Regions from separate parts of the Homo sapiens genome. Here all the other regions are linked to region 1. The links are chromatin loops, found by intact Hi-C in ENCODE. Cell type or tissue: ascending aorta. All regions are shown on one strand. Each heading gives the region's core, and the rest is flanking DNA. Links, peaks and the distances in the headings are about the cores only.

The links. Hi-C counts contacts between places; a loop is a spot of excess contacts. Peaks named below come from ENCODE experiments on the same cell type or tissue, not always from the same donor. Only the 100,000 strongest peaks of a DNase experiment are listed, where the experiment ranks them.
Region 2: a loop joins it to region 1, with 8 times the contacts of the local background. A loop is called at or near these places in 2 of 110 quality-filtered maps.
Region 3: it touches region 1 in a loop (4-fold over the local background); 2 of 110 quality-filtered maps call a loop at or near these places.

Annotation. Positions count from the first base shown.
Region 1 is chrX:151,393,663-151,400,668 of GRCh38, forward strand. It overlaps VMA21 (vacuolar ATPase assembly factor VMA21), which reads left to right and starts at 3,544. Exons shown (of 3, transcript NM_001017980.4): 1 at 3,544-3,699. The coding sequence starts at 3,647. RefSeq lists a silencer at 3,385-3,544 and enhancers at 3,825-3,974, 4,035-4,094. In ascending aorta, for the core only: no CTCF peak of the experiment used is centred there; DNase peaks (open chromatin) are centred at 2,879 and 3,389; H3K4me3 peaks cover 2,831 bases; H3K27ac peaks cover 2,544 bases.
Region 2 is chrX:151,968,804-151,973,803 of GRCh38, forward strand. GABRE (gamma-aminobutyric acid type A receptor subunit epsilon) reads right to left here. Exons shown (of 9, transcript NM_004961.4): 2 at 1,382-1,599; 3 at 866-933. Among named protein-coding and RNA genes, the nearest start is that of GABRE, 3.4 kb to the right of the region's middle. In ascending aorta, for the core only: no CTCF peak of the experiment used is centred there; DNase peaks (open chromatin) are centred at 1,452 and 2,008; H3K4me3 peaks cover 670 bases; H3K27ac peaks cover 1,917 bases.
Region 3 is chrX:150,869,564-150,876,569 of GRCh38, forward strand. The region is part of intron 1 of CD99L2 (CD99 molecule like 2); the gene reads right to left. Among named protein-coding and RNA genes, the nearest start is that of CD99L2, 26 kb to the right of the region's middle. In ascending aorta, for the core only: no CTCF peak of the experiment used is centred there; a DNase peak (open chromatin) is centred at 4,258; H3K27ac peaks cover 2,160 bases.

The DNA.
Region 1 (7,006 bases), core at 848-5,847:
TTATGGTTTCCTCTGTAGTGGCCACACCCCCTAACACACCATTTCATTCCCATGGCAACGGCTCTGTGTGGGCTCCACTTGCCTCTAATTCTTTTGTAGCACTGCAGGTAGGAGGTTTCAGGGCTCTGTTGAGAGGGCTGACTGCTGGCTAGATTCTTTCCTTCTAGTACAGATTCTGAGTTTATTTTTAAAGTTCTGTGTCTACCTCAGTAAGCTCACAGTAAATGTTGGTAGAGTGTATAAGTCAGCATAAAAAAGAGATATGGCAGGGCGTGGTGGCTCACGCCTGTAATCCCAGCACTTTGGGAGGCCGAGGCGGGCGGATCACGAGGTCAGGAGATCGAGACCATCCTGGCTAACACGGTGAAACCCCCGTCTCTATTAAAAAAAATACAAAAAATTAGCCGGGCGTGGTGGCAGGCGCCTGTAGTCCCAGCTACTCGGGAGGCTGAGGCAGGAGAATGGCGTGAACCCGGGAGGCAGAGCTTGCAGTGAGCGGAGATCGCGCCACTGCATTCCAGCCTGGGCGAAAGAGCGAGACTCTGTCTCGAAATAAATAAATAAATAAATAAATAAATAAATAAATAAATAAATAAGAGATATGAGAGCTTTTGTTTATATTTAAAAACACTACTATGTAAATTACATGAGAAGTTTTTCCCACAGCAAATCTCATTTATGAATGGTTCCTGTTTAAGTTATCACACAAGTGCAACTTAGGCTGTTAATGTGGGAGTGTAAAAGTGCCAGCCTGGGAGTCAGGAGTCAAGCTACATCCCACTAGATAAATGTGTGACTTCCCACAAGTCCCGTCCCCTCTCTGGGCCGCAGTTTTCTCATCTGTACAAGGAAGTGTTTAGACTACTGTTATGGGTTGAATTGCTGGCCCGGTCACCCACACCATCCCCAAATTCATATGCTGAAATCCTAGCCCCCAGTACCCCAGAGTGAAACAGCGTCGCTGCAGATGTAAATAATTAAGTTCATACAGGTGTAGGGTGGGCCCCTAATGCATTATGACTGGTGTCCTTATAAAAAGGGAAAATTTGGACAGAAACACAGACGCAGGGAGAAGGCCGTTTGAAGAAAAATGCAGAGATCAGGGTGATGCTTCTACAAGCCAAGAAATGCCAAAGATTGTCAGCAAACCACCAGAAAACAGAAGAGGGGCCTGGAACAGTCCTTCCTTCACAACCTTCAGAAGGAACCAGCCTCGCCAACATCTCCATCTCAGACTTCTAACCTCCTGAACTGGGAGATGATTAACTTCTGTTGTTGGAGCCACTTAGTTTGTGGCATTTGTTATGGCAGCTCCGGCAAACTACAACAACAGTGGTTCCCAGTTTTTTTGGGGGGGGGTGGACAGAGTCTTACTCTGTCACCCAGGCTGGAGTGCAGTGCAGTGGCACGATCTTGGCTCACTGCAACCTCCGCCTCCTGAGTTCAAGCGATTTTCTGCCTCAGCCTCCTGAGTAGCTGGGATTACAGGCATGTGCCACCACGCCAAGCTGGTTCCCAATTTTTTCACCATCAAGAACTATTTTGCTCTTTTTCCTTTTGTGGACCCAATTTATTTATTTAACAAATATTTATTAGTTCCTACTATATACCAGGCCCTACTCTAGGTATTGGGGAACAATAAGTCACAATTCCGTTCCCCCACTTGTGTTCATTCTATGTTTTAAAAGATTTATTCTATTAAGTATACTGTGGCTTATTTTCATAATAATCTGTGAACAGTCTTTTCTTATGGGATAACTAGGATAACCTCATCATGATATAGTAAGTGTCAAAAATCAAAGAACGGTGATATTTTAAGTAGCTTTGGATGCCTAACAGTAAATAGATTCATTAGGTTTTTAAAAATATTAAAAACTGCCTTCAGAACCACCATTACTACATTTATGGGTCCCTAGGGATTGAAGGACCTCACTGCAGGCTGATTAGCTAGAGCAGGGGTCAGCAAACTCTTCTGTAAAAGGGTCAGATGGTAAGAATTTTGGGCATTGCAGATCATTTTGGGCGTTGCAGATCATACCGTCTCTGTCACAACTACTCAACATTGCTGTTGTAGATAATACAAACAAATGAGAATGGCTGAGCTCCAATAAAATTTTATCAATAGACGCTGAAATTTGAATTTCATATAAATTTCACGTGTCATGTTATTCTTTTGACGTTTTCAACAATTTAAAAAGGAAAAACCATTCTTACCTCAGGGCTGTAGAAAAACAGGTGGTAGGCTCCATGTATTAGGTCGGCTGGCTCAGTTTGCCTACCCCAGAGCTAGATTCTCTTTGTACCCCAAGTTCTTACATTAGGTGGTTCTTACTCACCTAAAGGTCTAGATGAGGCCCAGATAGAGATTACTATTATTTTTATTAAATATTTTACAGTTTGTTTTTTAGAGACGGAGTCTTGCTATGCTGCCCAAGCTGCTCTGGAACTACTGGCCTCACGCAATCCTCCTGCCTCAGCTTCCCAAAGTGTTGAGATTACAGGCGTGAGCCAGCACAGTCAGCCCTAGAGGGGGATTATTCAGTTTGAACTAAAACCTGGACTTCCTGCTGCCCAGTCCATTGCCCTTTCCACCACTCTAAGCTGCTGGTTTAGTCATGATTTCAGATGTGGTCTTTGTATCCATGTGGTGCAGAAAATAGCTGTGTGGTCAGCGGCCCTTTCCAGGCGCTGACCATGTTAAGGGCTGTCCTCTTATTAGCAGCCAGTGGCAACTTAATTTTGTCAAGCCTGACTCCAGACTTACCCACCCTTTCGTTTTTACCTCTCTCGGGTTGCGCAGGCCCGGGAGGCCCATCTGTTCTTACTATTTGAGTCCCTGTTGTCTCATTGGCGGCTTTCTGAGCAGCTGCAAAATATGTTTTTAACTTTTAAGTGGAAGTTGGGGGTCACTGGCATCGAGTCTGGAACAGTCATTCTCAGCAAGAGCTCTTTGAACTCTGACATTCTCTAGTTTTACGGACTCGGGTGAGTGTTTTAACTCCTCCCAGCTGCCAAGGGCTTGACTTCCTACCACTGCGGGCAGTAATTAATGAGGCATTTATTTGCTCAAGTAGTGGCGAAATAATGCGCACTGCTTTTTTGTGTTGTCGTCGGCGGAATACGCTCAGTTGCCTAGCACCACAGCCCTCTGGCTGGTAGTCCCTCTTCGCGGCTCATATGCTCGGGTCTCCTTGCGGCCCCCAGCTCAGCGACCGAGACGCAGACGAGGACCAGTGTTCACGCGAGTTCAGGGGGCGGCGTAGCCGCCGCCCGCCCAGGAGGACCATGTTGCGCGGCAAGTCCCGGCTCAACGTGGAGTGGCTGGGCTACTCGCCAGGCCTGCTCCTCGAGCACAGGCCCCTCCTGGCAGGGCGCACGCCGCGGAGCCACCGCCGGTAAGTCATGTGAGCGCCCGCCCCCGCGCCGGCAACAGCCCTGCGTCGCTGCGGCGCGCCGCGCCGCGCCGCGCCTGCGTACTGTGGCCCGCCGCCCGGCGCGAACGGGCACTTCCGGCGCGAACGGGCACTTCCGGCGCGAACCGCTACTTCCGGTGCGAACCGCCTCGGCCGTTCCCTCGCGGAGCTTACTGAGCGCGGCCGCCGAGCCCAGCTCCGCCGCCGAGCGCCTGTGCCGGCACGGCTACACCATGGAGCGCCCGGATAAGGCGGCGCTGAACGCACTGCAGCCTCCTGAGTTCAGGTAGCCCTGAGCGGGGCCTGGACCGCGAGGCGGACTGGCCCCAGCCTGGAGCAGGGCTTGAGGGAAGGCCCTAGCTGAATGGGTGGGCGTGAGGTCTGGACCCCGGGGACCTGGCCTCAGGGAAGGGGGCGGGGAAAGCAGGTTGGAGCCTGAGACGTCTAAACTCCCGGCCCCGAACTTTCGCTCGGGAACAAGGGATCCGGGGTCATGGGGAATAGGTCAGTGGGCCTTCAGCTCATGCTCCTATCCTAGCACTTTCTCTCGCTGTGTCTATATTGCAGTCTCTTTCATTACCGCAGGGTCAGCCTTCTGAGGACAGGAATGCAGTCTCCTTCATCTCCGTGTTCCCTAGGGGGCCTGCATAGTCGGGGCTTAATAAATGTTTGCTGTATGAATGAAGGAGTAGAAGGGAATAGTCCCCTGGTGTGAGATTGCTTCACTTGGGGAATCAGTAAGATAGAGGCTGGTGACTGAGTTGAAGGAATGTATGAGAGAGCAGGTGGTTCTGGCCCACCCCAGTAGGCAAGGGAGTGGTGAGGGAGTTAGCTATCATTCGTTAAGACCTACTGTATGCCAGGCTCAGTGCACGTGCTTTACATACATTGTCAGAATTCTTAATTTCTCTAACTGCTTGATTTCCCAATTTTGAAGAGGATGCAGTTGAGGGTAAGTGACTTGAAACTGAGGGTGAGTGATTACAGAATTAGGCGACAAAGTTAGTATGTAATTGAAGCTAACGTTTGACCAAGCTCACTGACTCCAAAGCCCACGATCTTTGGAGCTCTGTGATGCCTTCTCTTTCCGACAGGGTCATTGTGAGTTTTTTTTTTTTTTTTTTAACTTTTATTTTAGGTTCATGAGTACATGCGCAGGTTTGTTATATAGGTAAACTGCATGTCACGGGGGCTTGGCGTACAGGTAATTTTGTCACCCAGGTAATAAGCATAGTACCCGATAGGCGTTTTTTCTGATTCTCTCCCTCCTCCCAGCCTCCACCCTCAAGTAGACCGCACTGTCTGTTGTTCCTCTCCTAGTGTCCATCTGTTCTTGTTGTTTAGTTCCCACTTATGAGAACGTGCAGTATTTGGTTTTCTTTTCCTGTCTTAATTTGCTTAGAATAATGGCTTCCAGCTCCAGTCATGTTGCTGCAAAGGACATGATCTCATTCTTTTTTATGGCTGCATAGTGTTCCATGGTGTATATGTACCGCATTTTCTTTATCCAGCCTCAATGTGGGTTTTTTTTTAATTATTCATTTATGAGAATACCAACATATTTTTATTAGATACACTTACAGCATAGTCCTTCTAGACTGATTCTGGTTTCCTAATGGAATTTGCAGTGAAATCTTGACTGTGGGAGAAAGAATTCCTGTTGTCTTACTTGCTACAAAAGGGAATGTGGTAGGCTCTGTCTGCTCAATGTTGGCTGCAGAAGTTTGTATGAAGTGGGAAAACTAGGTGGTGTTATAAATGGAGGCAGATTAAGGTTCATCCTGAACTTTTTCCTTTGTGTGAGGACAACTTTAATTCCAGCCTTTCTCATTCCTCACTTCTAACAAATCTCTGCTCAGTAACACCCAAAGATACATAGGATAAATCAATTGAATAGCATCAGTTGCTTTGTCTTGGATAAGCCACTGATTTTACCCAAGGTGGCTTGCATCAGCAAAACCAACAGCTCTTGTGGCTGGAATCCAGGGAGAAAATGTCCTATAAACAGTAGAGGAAGTTTGCTAGTTTTCAAAAGTTTGTATGTACACTTTGACTTAATGCTTAGTCCCATATTAGTGAGGTCACAACACAGAAAAGTAGTCACATTTTTGAAGTTTGAGGTAAAGAGAGAAGTGAGAAGGAATTAGCCATAAATTATTAAGGTATGCTGTGTATAGATTGTGTGGGGGCTAGAAATTAATATGTAGAAAGGTTATATTTGGGTGGTGGGATTATAGGTGATTTTGTTTACTTTAAAACATTTTTATGGTGTTATATCATCTTTTCAATAATAAACTTTTTAAAAGCCAGACCAGATAATAGATACTCAAGAGAGGTCATGTAAAGAACAAAACAATCAGTTAACACTTCCTTTCTGTTCCTTTAACAAGTTAGATAATCTGAAAGTTGCATTCCTAAAACATACTTTTTTACTCACCATAGAAACACCAAAGTCAAGTGCTTTTTTTAGGGTGCACAAAAGAATTGGCCAATTAGTGACTCTTTGTATTTTTTGTAGATTCTCCACTGCAGACACTCATACTCTTCATGAGGATTACACAATAAATTTCTCTAAAAATTTACTAGTAGGAAACAGTTTAAGGGAGCTTATGTATATTAAATGAGAGTTGTATAGCTCAGTAATAACCAAAATGAGGCCTGCTAAAAGATGATCCATTTAAGTACCAAAAGAAAATATTAGAACTTTTTTTTTTACAGCAGTAAGCATTTAATTTCTCACACATGTGCAGAGCATGTGATCAAGAAATAGGCATGAGGTTAGTTATATTTAATATATATTTTACTCAATGTTTTTGTGGGTTTTTTGTTCAGGTTCTTTTTAAATAAATTTCATTGTGTATATTTGAGGTTCATAACATGATGTTATGGCATACATATAGTAAAATGATTACTATGGTGAAGCAGATTAATATATCTGTCATCTCACATACTTTTGTGTGTGTGTGACCAGAGGCAGCTAAAATCTTATTTACAAAAGTCCCTAATACCATGCAACTTTATTGCCTATAGTCCTCTTGTACATTAGATATCTCACTTGTTAATCCATATATCTACTGCTTTGTGTCCTTTGATGTATATCTTCCTATTTCCTCCCCTCCAGCCTCCCACCCCCACCGCCATGGTAACTACTGTTTTATTCTCTGTCCCTGTGTAGTTGACCGTTGACCTTTTTTTTTTTTTTTTAAAGATTCCACATATAAGTGAGCTCATGTAGTATTCGTCTTTCTGCGTTTGGCTTATTTTACTTAACATGTCTTCCAGGTCCATCCATGTTGTGGCAAATGGCAGATGTCCTCTTTTAAGGCTGAATAAAATATTCCCTTGTATATATACACTACGGTTTCTTTATTTTGTCTGTCTACATACACGTAGGTTGTTTTCAAATCTTGGCTATTGTGAATAATGCTGCAATGAACATGGAAGTGCAGATATTTTTACGAGGTAGTGATTTCATCTCCTTTGCTTATATTCCAGAAGAGAGATTGCTGGGCTGTGTGGTAGTTCTATTTTTAATTTCTTTAGGAACTGTTTTCCATAATGGCTGTACCAGTCTACATTTCCAGTCACAATGT
Region 2 (5,000 bases), core at 1-5,000, 570 kb after region 1:
ACAGATAATTACAATGAAATGATGTAGGCAAGATCAGGTAAACACCTGTGATATAAGCTGGAAAGATGTAACTGCCGAAGAGAAGAATGTGGTATGAGAAAGAAAGGAGCAATTAACAGGTGTGGAGGTCAGGGGAGATGCCATGAATGAGATGCTGTCTGAGCTAGATACTGAAAAAGAAGGCAGCTGACAAGTAAGAAAGTGGAACAATGGCATACCAAATAGAAGATCACTTGAATGAAAGCTCAGAGGTACAAGGTGGTCTGGGAACACCAATATTCTAGTGTGACCAAAGCACGTGGTCTCTAAAAGGGTGAAGAGGAATACAACCATGGAGGGCCTTCAACTGCATGTAGTAAGCAGTGCTGGGACTGCAGGAGGTGCATCACTTGGGAGGCCAACTTAGTAGGTGGAGTAGGTGTATTCTAGGTGGGAGATGATGAAAGCCAAATGGGGGCAGTGCTGACACTATGATGATACGAGTGGAAAAGGAAAGAAGGAAGTAGAGCAAAAATATAGAACAGTCTTAGAGCAAGAGCTAGTAACTTTAGACTTATGTCCATACAATAATTATCAGAAGAAAAGAGGCAGTCCATTGTGGTGTTTAACATTGCTTTATTATTTCTATTTTGAATGAAAAAACTGGAAGATATGGTCATGATTCTGAAGATCCTCTTCAAGTAGCAAGGGACTTACCTTTTCCAGTCTCATTCTCAAACCAGTGGTTAAAAAATCCCTTTCTCCCTCCAGAAAATAAATTATTGGAGTTGTTACAGAAGTACAGAGCAGAAAGCAGAAGTCTGTGGAAGGTCCCATAGGTCAGCCCCTGGGCTAGGAAATAGTACTAAAAAAGCTTAGTACTCACCATGTCTAGGATAGAGAGAGGACCAAGGCTGTTGACGGAGATCTCAACAGTGACCACAGTGGGCTTCTCTATAAGGGAAGCAGAAGCAGCAGAGGGTAAGTGTCAAACAGGCGCATGGGACGGGGGAGGAAGTGGTCAGAGGGGATGAAAGGGGAGTCAAGTAAGTGTTGGACCACACAGTTTCAGCATCTAATCCTATTTCTTTATTTATTCTTTCATGGCAAAACCAAGCTCACGGACTGTTAAGAATTGGACACACATCTTGAAGATCAACAATCTAGTTTAGTCCTCTCATTTTACCACTGGAAAAACTGAGGGCGAGAGAAGGGAAAAGTCTTGATCAAGGTCAATGACACTGCTGAGAATAGAGTTAATATCTCTTACCTGACAGGTCAATAGCAGATGTTCCTGTCCATGAGCATGGCACCCTCTGTTACTGCCCAGGTGCATTCTCCATGCCTATGCCCTCAACCCCTGGACCCTCTAGGAGGGGAAGAACGTCGTTCTGCTCCTCACCTCCAATGCCAGGGCGCAGTTTGTGGTCATAATTACTCAGGATAGTGTTCAGGATGCGAGAGGCTTCTGGCAGTTTGCCAACTCTGCTCCCAGTCTCAGTCTCAGTTGACTTTGTTTCCTCAGAGAGGAGCTGATTTTCCAGAGGCTGGGGCTGGGGGCCATAGACAACATCACGGGAAGAGGCTTCATTCTTTGATTCAGTCTGAGGTCCCTCGACCCTAGAACATTCAAACGAAAAATGAAGCTCTGCCCTGCACTCTGTAGGGGCCCCAGCTAGTGCCTCTTGGGACAGAAGCAAACCAAAACAAGTTTTCAACACAAAACCTAGTTAAATTGTGACTGGTAATAGCAAATTATAAGACAGTGACAGATTAGGCTTGTGAATTTCTTTTAAACCTTGCTGCTCTTTGGGGACTTTCTATGCTGTCCCTCTTTTATGATCACTCTTTTATTTAAGAAAAAATCAACAAAACCAAGACCTAGATTTTAAAAGAATGTTACACGTGAAATGAAGAGGGCATTTATGTCTGAGCGCTGGCCCACTGTGACTAGCCTTGGCCTCTAGTCAGCCTGACCAGCACCAACCAGGAGTGAGGAGCAGGCAGAGGGCCAGGGCTGAGAGGAATGCTTGCGAAAGCCAGAGCGGCCTCTCCCAGAGAGGACCAGAAAATTGTGGGAATATTTTGCGGTTTTGTTGGTTGTGTAATACTCGTTGCACTGGGGGCAGGGGAAGGGGATGAAGGGAAGGAGGCTAAAGAGCAGCCTTTGTGGGTGTCTAAACAGGAAAGGCAGGAGTCCTCCACCCACAGACAGCCATCCAGGAACTGGCTGCCCAACAGGAGTCCACCCTGAGCTCCACAGCCATGCACCACAGCCAAGAAAAAGAAGAAGATTAGTAAGAATAATTGAATTAAACAAAAATGTTAAAGGCCATCTGCCAAGGTATGAAACTCACCGATGGTGTTAGAAGTCCGGATAGTGCTGCCTTTGCTGGGAGGCAGTGACAAAGGGGGCTTCTGAGGTCCTGCTCACATTCGGGTCCTTGATTTGGCTTTCTTTACACCGCTGTGGTCATATTCTGACAACTCATCAGCTGTACACTTATGATTTGAGCACTTCTCTGTATACATGTTCTAATTCCATAAAAAGTGTTTTTAAAAATCAAAATGCCCCACTTGCTAATATCTGGATCTTATTTTATTTAAAAGCAAACTCTTGAAAAACAAACAGAAATCATTTATGACACAATAGGAGAGATTTGAACACTGAGTGGACAGTTGAGACATGAATAAATTATTCTTTAATTTTTGGTGTAATTATGGTATTTTCTTATGTTTGTGAAATATTAATGACTAGAAATACATACTAAAACAATTACATATAAAATGATATGATGTCTGAGATATGCTTCAAGACAATCTAAGTTGGAATTGGAGGGTGGGTGGTGTAAAAGAAAATAAGAGTGGCCATGAGTTCACAAACAATGGGGGTGCACTGTTCCCCCTACCTTTATATGTCTTTAAAAAATTATAATTAAAAGTCTTTTTAAAAGCCATCGTCCCATATTAATCTGTGATACTGGAAGGCAGGAGAGTGGTTTCCTTTGGGGAGGAAAGTGTACGGGGACAGGCATTTTGGAGATGCATGCGTGTGTGTGTGTGTGTGTGTGTGTGTGTGTGTGTCTGTGTGTGTGTGTGTGTGTGTGTGTGTGTGTGTGTGTGTGTGTGTGGTGAGGGGGTTGCAATGCTGTATTTCCTGATCTAGGTGTTGGTTACACGGGCCTGTTTACTTGTGAAAAGCCACTGAGCTGTTCACTCATGATGTCTATGCTTTTCTACTGGCACGTCACACTTCCAAAAGGATTTTTTTAAGCCATAAGGCAATTTGTTTCCTAAAATAAGGGGTAAACAGGGCAAGAGACGTTGGCATGACCCCTGTATTGCGGACCAAGGGACTGCCAACTTAAGAAGCAAAATGCATTTTTTCTGCAGTATTTCAAGCTGTTAGAATTGCTTAAGTGGCATACAGATGTGCCAAATCCACACCATTTCTCATGTCTGAAGTGGCTACTTCCCATTGTGGGCGAGGGAAGAACTGGGCTTGGAAAATACAGTTTCTACTTTCAAATGCCATATCTAGAAGATGTCCTCTTTCCCTGAGGCCAAACTCCCAGCCATCTCAAAAGATAAGGGCCAGTGACTATGGGAAGAGAGGAGGAAAAATGGAGCCCTGAGACCCTGTAAAATGAGTGATGTGGCTGGAAACGTGGCACAATCAGAACTGGCAGTCAGTGGTAGACTGAGCACTGCCAGACAGGACCACCTAAACGCCTGAAGCAGCCCCTCCCAGATGTCTGAAATCCATGGACGAGATCCTCCCCGCTGCCCCAAGTTTAAAAGTGCAGAGGCAAACAAATAAACCTGAAAGCACTGAGACCACCAAAGCCCTCCTGCCCCTAGACTAGGTCTGCAATAAAAATGATATCAGAGGGTCATAAGGTGGCTTTAATCCTAAAATTGGCTTTTGCCAGTTAAAAAAAAAAAACACAACAATAAACAAACAAAACAAAACCTCATCTTGAGGTCCTTGGGGTTAAAGAGCTGCTGACAATGCATACCTTTCCCCAGCCAGCCATTAAGCTCACTTTCGGGGCTAGACAGAATAAAAACTTGAAAAACACTCACACATTGGAATAGTGGCATTTTCCAGGGCAGTTTTTCAGACATTCACATGTCTCTAGACATAATGGTCCAGCATGAAGTTGAATCTCTGCACTACCCCCTCCCAAACAGTCGACTGTTGGTGGTGTGAGAAGTGGGGGGGGGAGGGGCGCATAAGAAAAGATGTTGGATTTTTTTCTAAATCAGATCTTTTTTTTCATTCTACAGATGGACAAACTGAGGCCCAGATAGAGGAAGGACTGTGCCCCAAGTCACACAACTAATTTGAGGCTAAGCCTGGACCAGGGAGAGGTCTTCTGGTTCAGTGTGGCCCAGTACACCCCATTGTCACCTCCTCAGCTCTTTCCTGACACCACAGGTTGCTATGCTTGAAGGGCAGTTTCCATTTCCCCAGTCCCTTTTCCCTGCTGTTTTCCTCTCTGACCACCCCTTCTTATTTCCCCCACCCCAGAGCCATCTTTTGCCCTAGCCAGTCACCACGTCAGCTTTCTCAACTAGTCCACATCCCATTTTGAGGGATGTGGATGACTGGAAATTGCTAGCACGCATAGAAAGACATTTATCAAGCTCCTGCTGAGGCTAGCCCCACTCCAGGGCACCAGTGAGCCAGCAAGCAGCTACACATCCCCTTCTCTGATGAGCTAACGCAATCTGGGGTAGGGAGAGAAGCCACCCTCCCTCCCCAGAACAGACAAACAAGACACAAGCCCAGTGCCATGGAATCTTCGAGAAAGCTCCACAGATCAGGAAGCTTGCAAATTTGTGACACTTCACACACAGCAGGAACCATCTCAAAACAACAACAACAAAACGAAGCAGTCATCTTCCACCCCAAAAAGCCACAAATCCAGGGCACGACCCTCCTAGCCAAGTCTCAGGGCGAGGAGAAGGTGTGAGGGAAGATGGTTGTTCAAGGGAAACCTGAAAGGGGAGAAGGG
Region 3 (7,006 bases), core at 1,155-6,154, 520 kb before region 1:
CAAGGTGCTCTACTGATCTGACAGAAAACACCCTTCAGAGTGCCCTGAGTGGCTGCCAGTCCACAGCTAGCCAGTCAGGAGAGGACGGCATGTGCTTGTGTCACTGTTGCCAGCCAAGGCGTCTGCTCAGGCCCTCTCTTTGCCTTCCTCAATAAAGAGCTATTTTACAACCTTTGTACTAAAGAGAGAAGAAAATAATCAGACTCCCTCTTTGAGAAGTGTTCTTTGAAAATGACTATCCATATAAGCAAGTAGTTTTAAAAAAAAACTCTTTCAAACATGTTTGTATCTTTGGCCTTTTGGAGGAAGATGGGGAGGGGAGACTGGGGAGGGAAGACTGGGGAGGGAATAGCTGACTGGCAAGGTTGTTCTCATCCCCACTGCTGGTGAGGCATTTGATTTCATAAGTATTAATCAGAATCACTCTTGATTATAGCAAAAACAACCTTTGCTATAATTTTAATGCAATTAACTAGAATATATGGTAATTCTGAGCAATCTTGCTCTTGAGATTAAAGAACAGCCTGCCAGGAAACATACGAATAAAGCTTTAAGATCAAAATTTGCATAATTAGGTTTCTTCCCTGCTCTGCCCACCCCAACCCCACCCTCTCTGGCTATGCTAAATTCTGCTTAAAGGAGATATTAAAAGTCAGCAAGCCTACTGCCTGGGCTTCCCTCCCAGGCTGGCATGTTCCTCTGTGAAAGCATGTTTATGTTCCGTGCAACACAGCTCTGATGGACTAACAGACAGCCAAAGACAGGCGGACGAATTACAGAGTGCACAGATTTTAAGCCATACTTCCAGAGGCTGGAGTAAACAAGTCACAATGCCTTCATGGTACTAAACTGCCAGGAAGCAGTCCGTACAAAAATGAGCCGGGCATTGTGGCATGTGCCTGTAATCCCAGCTTCTCAGGAGGCTGAAGCAGAAGAATTGCTTAGCCAGTGAGGCAGAGGTTGCAAATTTGTCATCCTGCTCTGTGGAGGTATCATACTAATCAATGCATCAAACCCCAGAACTACAGGTTTCATATTCAATGTTTTAATGCCTGGTCACAAAGGATGTCCTCATCACATATTCCTCCCTCCTCCCAGGCTCAGGAACTGCTGCCACCAGAAAGGCTCCACCTCCTACACCCCTCCTTTAACAGGGGCTGGGACAGCCAGAGCCACTGTCTCACCCCACTGCACTGCACCCCCCCATCCTAGCAGCCCCAGAATCCCTAACTCTCTTGGGAGAGTCCGCCTTGCTCCAGGAGGGAAGAAAAGGCAGCAAGCAGTTATTTTCCTGTATAAGGGACAAGCAGAACTGTGCACATACACTCCTGAGAAGAGGGGGAATGCGAGGAGTGACGGGAGCACTCGCACCCATCTGGCACGCTGGCTGAGGGCTGAGCATCTACAGGAACTAGCGAAACAATCCCTATGCCTCCCACACACAAAAGGATTTTTAACATTTAAAATTGTGGGAAATGTCGACAGTCCCATTTCCTTTTAAATAACTTATTCTTGGATGTGCAGTAAGGCTTGGGCCAAAAGGTTAATATTCCTTTATCAGAAGGCTTAGAAGACACAGAAATCATTTTTGCTATTTGCTGCTTTGAAAATGCAGAAAGGAGGAAAATGACAAGACAGGGGAACAGTTGGTCCTTTTTTTTACCTTCAACCTCAAGCTGTAACCCCACACCAGAGATTACTCACATAACTAAAAACAGGCTCTGACCTCTTGCTCAAGCACTCATATTTATATCCTCTATCTCTCAAAACCCCTGGAAAATATCAGAAAAGCAGCCTACAAGCAAATACATTCATGAAAGCACTAGAAACACGAGGCAGGTAGGGAGGGCATCCACAGATTCAGACTGAAGGTTGATAAGATTGGAATGACAGAAAAATCAAAGCTGGAGGAGCCGAACACCAGCAAATATTGGATATGGTGCAGAGGAACTGGAACTCATATACTGCTGGTAGGAGTAGAAAATGGTACAACCACTTTGGAAAACTCTAACTGTTTCTTAGAAAAAGTTAAACATCTTCACACCCCATGAGTCAGCAATCTCACTCCTAGGTTCCATCCAAGAGAAATGAAAACATATCCCCAAAAAGCCTTGGACACAAATATTCGCAGCAGCTTGATTTGTAATAGCTCTAAAGTGAAAATAACCCAAGTGTCCATCAATAGGAGAATAGATAAATAGAATAGATGCACATAATGGAAAACTGTTCAGCAGTGAAAAGGAATGCTGACACATACAGTACGGCTGAATCTTGAAAACATTATGCTGCATGAAAGAGCTAGAAACAAAAAAGGAAATAATCTATAGTTTCAATTCTATGAAATTCTAGAAGAGATAAAATTAACCTATGGTATAAAAATCAGATCAGGCTGGGCACAACGGCTCACCTGTCATCCCAGCACTTCAGGAGGCTGAGATAAGAGAATCACTTGAGCCCAGGAGTTCAAGACAAGCCTGGGCAATGTAGGGAGACCCTGTCTCTACAAAAAAGTTAAAAATCAGCCAGTCATGGTGGTACATGCCTATGGTCCCAGCTACTTGGGAGTCTGAGGTGGAAGGATTGCTGGAGCCCGGGAGGTCAAGGCTGCAGTGAGCTGTGATTGTGCCACTGTACTCTAGCCTGGGTGACAGAGTGAGACCCTGTCTCAAACAAAAACAAACAAAAAAACACTCATAAACAGATCAGTGGTTGCTGGGGGCAAGGTGGGGAAGTGCTATGAGGGAACATTCTGGGGGTGACAGAAAATGTTCTGTCTTGATATGCACTCATTGAAACTGACTGAACTTAAAGATCTTAATATGTTAGCATTTTACTGTATGTGAATTATACCTCATTAAAAAAATGTTTAGGAAACATACCAGAACTGAGCAACAAAATTTTAAAACACTACCAAAGATGACTACTGAAGATCTTAATATCAGAAAGTTTTCCTGTGTGTAAATTATACCTCAATATGTTAAAAAAAAAAAAAAACTTAAGAACTATACTAGATACGAGTGGAAAAATATTTAAAACACTACTGAAGGCTACTCTGGGCACACTGCCTATAAGGCAGCCCTGCTCTGCAAGGAGCAGTTAAAAAAAAAAAAATCCCCCACTACTGAAGAACACAAAAGAAGACTTGAGCAAATGAAAAGACACACTAGGTTGAGGATAAGGGGACCCAATATCAAAAAGACATCAATTCTCCCTCTGTTAATTTCTAAATAGGACAGTGTTTAAAATGCAAATAGGAACAAGGAAAGGTATGGGAAGGAGCAAAGCTCAGCAAACAGTAGAGGATGGGCCAGTGGCCTGAGCAGGCCTGGCACCAAGAAGCAGTCCCTGTTCAGTTGGCCCCAACCTGGTCACTCACCACCTACAGCTCCAGCATGCAGCCTTCCCCCTCCACCTGTGTCCACTCCCATCCTCCCAGCCAGCTCTCCATTGAGGAATATCACCGAGCATTACCAGACACTGGGAAAAAACCAGCAGCCTCTACTCATTTATCCAACAGCTGGTTACCGACGAGCATGAACAGGTGCCCAGCTCTCATTTCAGCCCTGAGAAACATCCTCGAATGAGGTGGCTGCAGCTGACGACCTCACAGAGCAGAGTTCTAGTGGGAGAGGTACATCCATGTAGTGGAATATAATCCAGCCACAAAAAGGAACAAAGACGCATTGATCCATGCTACAACCTGGATAAGCCTTGAAAACATGATGCTAAGTGAAACGAGTCAGTTGCAAAAAGCCACATACGGTATGAGTCCACTTACAAGAAATGTCCAGAATAGGCAAATCCATACAGACTAGAAGTAAATTCGTGGTTGCCCAGGGTTGTGAGGTGGGACAAATATGGAGTGACTGCTTAATAGATACAGGGTCTCTTTTTGCAGTGATGAAAGTGTTTCAGAGCTGGTGAGAGACGCACAGCCTTGTGAACGCACTAAATGCCATTGAATTGCACACTTTAAAATGGTCAATTGTATGGGATGTGAATTATATCTCAATTTTTTTAAAGCCATAAAAAATGAAAAGTCCATTTCAGGATCCTACATTCACAGGGAAGGTAGCATAAAGATGATTCTAGTGAGACACTGCAGGGAATCGGGTTGGAGTCTACCATCTAAAACTGAGGCTGGTCTGCATAACAGGAAGGGAGAAGAGGAATGAGAAGGAGCCAAGCACCCAGAGCATGAGATGGGGAAGAGATGAGTCACATGCCTGGCTCACTATAAATACACCTGGCCTCCAACCAGGGCCTGAGCCTGACTACCCAAACATGAAACAGGATGTACCTTCCAGGGACCAGGGTGCCCTGCTTGAACACAAGTTCTGAACCTGCTGCTGTGATTCAAGTTTCTGCAAATTCAATCCTATTTCCAATGACCTAAGGAGCTTTCATTTCAAAGGAAATCCTGCAGTGAATGCTTTTCATAGGGTTATAGAACCAGGAAGTTAGCATGGGACCATTTAGTCACCATAAACCAAAGACCTATGGAGTACCAGGTACTAGAGGAGACAGAAAGATTAGAAAACCAGAGTTCTTGGCCTCGGTCTAGTGGCAGAGACATTTAAACAAATGGGGCTATGAGAGCCTCACACGTGAGGTGCTACCTGATGCCAGCAGCAGCCACTAGCTCTGCCTGCAGGCTTTTAGGGAGTAGGTAGCATTGGAGCTAGGCTCAGAGACGTGAGCAGCCATTCTCTGGGAGCAGAGGGAGATGGCCTTCAGGCAGAGGAAACCTCCTGAGTCAGGTCTTAGTGGTTTAGTAGCCCATCATTCTCAGAATAGGAAGATGCTAGTGAGGAAGAAGGAATTGGGAGAGTGGGAACAGAGTGTGTGGCAAGGAACAGCCACAGGAAAAGAGGAAGGCAGGTGAGAAAGGCCAGTGGGAAGAGTTCAGAGGGGCTGCAGGAGTAAGAGGGTTCTGAGATGACCTACATGTGTCCCCTAGCCTACAGGCTAGAAGGATGGCACCATCCACCAAATGGGGGGCGGGGGCGGGGGCGGGGGAAGTATCGCAGGAGAGGGAGCCTTCAGGAGAAATGCCACACCCAGGTTTGCACCTGGCAGGCTTGAGGCCTCATTCTTCTGACTCCTCTACTGGCTTTGATGTCACTGGGCAACCTTCCTTGAAACACTTTGTCCTAAACCTCTGCAACATTTTCCTCCTCTGAATCTTGTCCTATCTCACTCATCACTCCTACTTGGTGGCCTTCACTGATCTGGCTCTGTCTAGCTCTTCAATTTCGGTGTTCCCCAGAAAGACAGAAATCTTTCATGTTCCCCCATTCTCCCAGACTGATTCCACCTGTTCCTATGATTTTAGTTTTTATTTTAGCTCCCCTCCACAAACTAGGTCCCCACACTCAGAGTGGCTCCCAAGCTCTGAACCCAGGCCTTCCTGCCAGGCATCTCTCTCTATCTGATCAATTACATTGAGATCTGTTTAAATACTTCAGTGTTTACTGCCACCTCTTTCCTCCCTTGGCCTCCCCTTTTCTGAGTACAACCCTCTTGCTTGGCTGTTTTATACTATTAAGTAGATGTCTCCAGGAGGGTTGCTGAGTGACATGTAATTCCTAAAGCATTATATTATTTAATTGAAATTTTTATTGAGATAATTACAGATTCACAGACAGGTATAAGAAATAATACAAAGAGATCCCTTGTACACTTAGCTCAGTTTACTTTACACAAATATCACACTATGCAAAATTATAGTGCACTATCACAATCAGGATGCTGACATTGATATAACCACACATCGTATTCAGAATTTCCCCAGTTTTACTTGCACTCATTTGTGCGTGTTCATTAAGTTCTATACAACTTTTCACATGAGTGAGTCATGTAACCACCACCATAGTCAAGATAAAGAACAAGTTTAATCCCCATAAGGATCCCCTGTACTGCCCTTTTATAAGAGTACCTACCTCTCTCCCACCTCCTCTTTCCCCCACACCTGTCCCTAACCCCTGAAAACCACTACTCTGTTCTCCATCTCTATAATAGTGTTACTCCAAGAATGTCACATTAGAATCATGCAGTATGTGTTTGATATGGTTTGGCTGTGTCCCCACCCAAATCTCATCTTGAATTCCCATGTGATGTGGGAGGGACCTGGTGGGAGGTAACTGAATCATTGGGGCAGGTCTTTTCTGTGCTGTTCTCATGATGGTGAGTAAGTCTCACAAGATCTGACAGTTTTATGAGAAAGAGTTTCCCTGCACAAGCTCTCTCTTTGCCTGCCACCATCCATGTAAGATGTGACTTGCTCCTCCTTGCCTTCTGCCCTGATGTGAGGCCTCTCCAGCCACGTGGAATTGTAAGTCCATTAAACCTCTTTCTTTTGTAAATTGCCCAGTCTCAGGTATGTCTTTATCAGCAGCATGAAAACAGACTAATACAGAATTCTTCTAAGACTGCCTTTGTTCATGTCGCATGATGCATTTGAGATCCATCCAGGTTGTTGTGGTGTCAATAGTTTGTTCTTTTTTATTACTGAGTTGTATTCCATGGTATGAGACATGTGGGCTGATTCCAGTGTTTGGCAATTAGGAATAAAGCTGTTATGAACATGTGTGTACAGGAAGCCTTACATTTTTCAGAATGCTTTTGTGTTGCCTCTCCATGAGAATGACAACTTAGATCACACACTTTTGCCCTCTAAGTTAGTAGAGGCATTACCCCAATTTCTTCTGGCATCAAATATTGTCACGAAGAAGGGTGAAGTGAACCTGAGTTCTTTTCTTCTAATAGGTGATTTGCTCCTTCTGCCTAGTTTCTTTTAAAAATGTTCACCAAAAGAGATCACCTCACTAACTTAATCAAGGAAAAAAAGGGCTGACATAAATTAGGAATGAGAAAATAGTAACTACTAATACAAAACAAATCAAAATAATGGTAAGACAAAGCTTTATACAGCTCCATTCTCATGAATGGGAAAAATCTAGCTTTATTTATTGATTACCTCTTTCATTTATTTGACAAATATCTA